Linked DNA regions of Homo sapiens: region 1 is linked to region 2. A link is a loop called in an ENCODE intact Hi-C map of the cell type or tissue named here. Cell type or tissue: Caco-2. All regions are shown on one strand.

Region 1 (2,500 bases), 72 kb before region 2:
ACAGTATAGTTAGTAAAAGTAATACACAAACATCTAGATTTGTCAAGGAAGTAATACTTGGGAAGATAGTAGACAAAGCAAAGTTAGTTTTGTTATACCACCAAATCTATAAATTAACATCGTTTAGAATAATAATTGGAATTAGAGTGATTTTCAGATTTCAATGTAAGCTAGGTTCGCTTTTTTAATACATCAAGTTAAATTAATAATAATGAAAGAAAGGAACTATTTTGAAAGCTAAAAGTTTTCGATACTGTCTCTGTGCCTTGATACTTCTCCTTTAAGATGCATTTGGTCTCCTTGATGTTATTCAGCCTTCTAGTCTTCAGCTTAGTTATCTCTTCTTTCTTACTTGACTCATTAGAATTTGTTTAAACTGTTATAAAATTTTACAGCTTTTCAAAAATGCAATTAATCAGATTTGAAAAAAATCCATTTCCATCTATTAAAAAATATATACACATGTTAATATGTGTACACATTCTTTATTAGAAGTAAGTTGTATCTGTGCCCAGCAATTGAAAAGTGTGTTTTCTCTTGCCATGCAGTTTTTGTACTGTACATCCATGTTGCATTTTTAAGGAAGTAATATTGCCTGTGCTAGGCTCTGCTACAGGAAGTAAATGATCTTTGTGTCAGTGAAAATAGAAGGTTCTATCCCATATTGATCTCTTAGCACTTAAACTAGTGTGCTATGCCTCAGTTGCCTAAAATAGGCAGCTTAAGAATTTTGTAATTTAAAAACTCAAAACCCCATAGTATCTGCAGAAAAAAAAGAAAAAACCCTTGGGTTTTAAGGATACTAATTTAAAGCTAATCTGAACAATGTTTATTATTTTAAATATGTTTGATGATAGACCATTGACGAAAGACCATTTTAGTTTAACTTGGTATTAATAGAAATAGACGAAAGCAAAAGGTAGGGTTAGTAGAATGGATTAGAGAAAAATAAGAGGGAATTATAAAAAGAAAATGTCATCTTTTATTAGCACTATTACTCTTGTGAAGTTAGTCCTTGTTTTATAAAATATTTTGATTTGCATTGAAGATGACAGTCAAATAACTTTCATTCCCCCTGAAAGGGGACTTCTTAAGTAAGTCAGAAACTAGTTAATATCCCTATGATTTTTGAGTACTGCCAGTGTGTGGCACATTCTGAGTGCTCCCTTTATCCCCCAACAGGGGGTGCAGCCCCAGCTCTGTGGCTTTTGCATGCAGGATCTCAGTGAGTCCTGAAGGCACTCTGTTCCTCAGATGCCAGGCAGCCACATCTGTGAAGCTCTCCCATTCCTGAATTTATCTCACCCATTTAGCCTAGACTATGACCTCTTAGAGGGCAGGAACTGTTTGTTTGTGTCTCTGTTGATCCTCAGTGCCTCTTAATTCAGTGAACATAAGAATGAATGTATAGTACTTGAACTGTTTACTATAGAGAATGAAGTTAGGTGTTTATAAGTAACATACATGTTGTTTTTATCAGGAAACAGAATTGGTTAAGAATTCTATGCTTTTTTTTCAAATTTAAACAGAGGAAGGCAAGAAACAACTTTACTAGAAGTGGGTAATTTCTCCTTGAGCTTAAGGTGTTCAGCAGTACTAGTGGAGTAAACTTCAGTATTAGAGGTAAAAAATTCATACCCCTGAAAAAAAGAGGAAAAACTGTATTATAAAGATTTCATCACTGGATTTCCAGGTTTATCTCTATCACTTAACTCTTTAGAAGATTACAGTAAAACAGTTTGTAAAACTTACTGAGTATGTGTCTATTTAAGACTTTGCTGCCTGCTTTTGAATCTCATAGGACTTTTGAAATGTGAGATATGTGTCAGTCCCTTCAGTGTGTATTATACAAAATAATCATAGAGTAACTAGAAAGTTTACCACCAGGCTGTGTTATTTACACATTTGTGGAAGTTTAATTCTGGACAAATGACAGAGAAAAGCACTGACAATATAGTTTCTTATGGATCATTGTCTTCTTTTAATAGAGAGATCCATCAAGAATCAACTTTTCCTGTTGACTCAAAATCTCCAATTTGCCTTGATACATTAGTAAATATCTGAAGACTTCATTTCACCCCTGGAATAAAGTTATTGCCGTTAACTTGGCAGATGTGCCACCATTCTCCACTTCCTATGTCGGATAGCTCTGATAAATGCTGCATTTTCTTCATCAACCCAGTTCTTGTCTTTTTCAAGATAGAGCTTTTTGAATTCTTTATTTTTCCATCAGAGTTGGCTCCTAAAACGAAACCAATTTGCTATCCTTGGTGTATGCCAAAATCATTGGTGCACTCTCCTCCAGCATGACATGCTGGAGAACAGAAAGCTTCTGCCAGAATGGTTGTCTCTGCAATACAAACATCTGCTTTAGGAAATATCAATGAGTTTTTTGGGAGTGCAGCAGCAAAAAGAAGAAGAAAAGCCTGGGAGAAATAAAACAACAATTAGATAAGGGAACCCATTGCTTCAAACAGTAGTATCTCATAGATTTATATCA
Region 2 (2,500 bases):
ACCTAGAGAGGCGCCAGCTCTGCTGGCCAAGAGAGTGCTTACATCACCCCTCCCCCAGTTCCAGGCAGTGCAGCTCACAGCTGCAGGAGAGACTCTTTCCCTCTGCTTGAGGAAAGGAGAAGGGCGAGTAAAGGAGGATTTGTCTTGCAACTTGGATGCCAACTTAACCACAGTAGAATAGGGCACTGGGCAGAGTCCTGAGGCCCCTATTCTAGGTCATACCTACAGGACATCTCTAGACTCACCCTGGGTCAGAAGAGAACCTGCTGGCTTGAAGGGAAGGACCCAGTCATGTCAGGATTCATTATCTGCTGACCAAAGGGTCCTTAGGCCCTGAATAATCAGCAGTGGTAACCAAGCAGTATTCACCATGGACCTTGGGTGACATTCAGAGCCATGTTGGCCTCAGGTGTGACCCAGCACATTCCTAGCTGTGGTGGCTATGGGGAGAGACTCCTTCTGTTTGAAGAAAGGAAAGGAAAGCATAAAGGGGACTTTATCTTGCAGCTTGGGTACCAGTTTGGCCACAGTGGGGTACAGCACCAAGCAGGCTACTAGGGTCCCCATTTCTAGGCCTTGGCTCCTGGATGGCCATTCTGGATCTGCCCTAGGCTAGAGGGGAGCTCACTTATCTGAAAGGAGAGATCGAGGCACGACAACATTCACCACAAGGTGACTGAAGGACCCTTGGGCCTTGAGTGAACATCGGTGGTAGCCAGGCAGTTCTTGCTGTGGGCCTGGGGCAGTGGTGGCCATAGAGAGAGAATCCTCTGCTTGAGGAAAGGGGAAGAAAGAGTAGGAAGAACTTTATCTTGGAGCTTGGGTGCTAGCTCAGCCACAGTAGAATACAGCAGCAGGTAGATTCCTAAGTTTCCTGACTCCAGGCAGGCCCTGGATCTTGAATATCATCTGTGGACCCATCTGGGGCTGGGAGGAGCTTGCCATCCTGAAGGGAAGGACACAAGCCTGGCTGAGCTTGCCACCTACTGACTGTAGAGCCCTTTCGCCTTGAGTGAGCATAGGTAGTAGCCAGGAAGTGGTCACTGTGGGCCTTGGGCAAGACCCAGTACTGTGCTGGCTTCAGGTCTGACTCAGTGCAGTCCCATTGCTGATGGCCACAGAGATGCTTGTGTCACCCCTCCCCCAGATCCAGGCAGCTCAGTACAGGGACAGAGAACCCATCTGAGAGAAAGTAAGGGAAGAGAACAAGAGTCTCTGCCTGGTAATCTAGACAATTCTCACACATCTCACCAAAGACCACCAACGTGGTGCCTCTGTGAGTCTGCAAGAGCCACAGAATTATTGGGCTTAGGTTTCCCCCTAATGCAGACATAGCTGCATTGACCAAAGACATATCAAAACACCCAAGTCCCTTCAAATACTTGGAAAGTCTTCCCTAGAAAGACAGGTTCAAACAAGCCCAGACTGTAAAGACTACAATAAATACCTAACTCTTCAAAGCCCAGACACTGACAAATATCCACAAGCATCAAGGCCATCCAGGAACACATGATGTCACCAAATGAACTAAATAAGGCACAGTGATCAGTCCCAAAGAGAGTGCAATGTGGGACCTTTCAGACAGAGATTTCAAAATAGCTGTTTTGAGAAGGATCAATAAAATCCAAGATAATATGGAGAAAGTATTCAGAATCCTATCAGATAAAGTTAACAAAGAAATTAAAATAATTTAAAACAAGCAGAAATTCTAGAGCTGATAAATGTAAATGACATATTGAGGAATGCATCAGAGTCTCTTAATAGCAGAACTGATCAAACAGAAGAGCTTGAAGACAGGCTATTTGAAAATACACGGTCAGAGGCAACAAAAGAATAAAGAATAAAAAAGAATGAAGCATGCCTACAAGATCTAGAAAATAGCCTCAAAAGGGCAAATTTAAGAGTTATTGGCCTTAAAGACGAGGCAGAGAGAGAAACAGGGATAGCAAATTTATTCAAAGGGATAATAACAGAGAACTTCCCAAACCTAGAGAAAGATATCTACATTCAAATAGAAGAGAGTTACAGAGCACCAAGCAGATTTAACTCAAATAATATTACTTCAAGACATTTAATAATCAAAATCCCAAAGATTAAAGATAAAGAAAGAATCTAAAAGTAGCAAGGGAAAAGAAACAAAAAACATATAAAGGAGCTCCAATGCATCTTGAAGCAGACTTCTCAGTGGAGTGTCTCAGAGTGGCATGACATATTTAAAGTGCTGAAGGAATAAAACTTTTTTTATCCTAGAATAGTATATCCAGCAAAAATATTCTTCAAACATGAAGGAGAAATAAATACTTTTCCAGACAAACTAAAGCTGAGTGATTTCATCAACACCAGGCTTGTCCTACAAGAAATGCTAAATGGAGTTCTTCTATGTGAAAGAAAAGAACATTAATGAGCAATAAGAAATCGTCTGAAGGTTCAAAACTCAACGATAATATTAAATACACAGAAAAAATACAAAATATTATAACACCGTAATGGTGGTGTGTAA

What was found. Hi-C counts contacts between places; a loop is a spot of excess contacts. Peaks named below come from ENCODE experiments on the same cell type or tissue, not always from the same donor. Only the 100,000 strongest peaks of a DNase experiment are listed, where the experiment ranks them.
Region 1: it touches region 2 in a loop (3-fold over the local background); 1 of 110 quality-filtered maps calls a loop at or near these places.

Annotation. Positions count from the first base shown.
Region 1 is chr13:26,376,027-26,378,526 of GRCh38, forward strand. All of the region lies in intron 4 of CDK8 (cyclin dependent kinase 8), which reads left to right. Among named protein-coding and RNA genes, the nearest start is that of CDK8, 120 kb to the left of the region's middle. In Caco-2, a CTCF peak has its summit at 1,216 (motif pointing right); a DNase peak (open chromatin) is centred at 1,215.
Region 2 is chr13:26,448,211-26,450,710 of GRCh38, forward strand. No RefSeq gene overlaps it. Among named protein-coding and RNA genes, the nearest start is that of WASF3, 110 kb to the right of the region's middle. In Caco-2, no CTCF peak of the experiment used is centred here; a DNase peak (open chromatin) is centred at 1,041.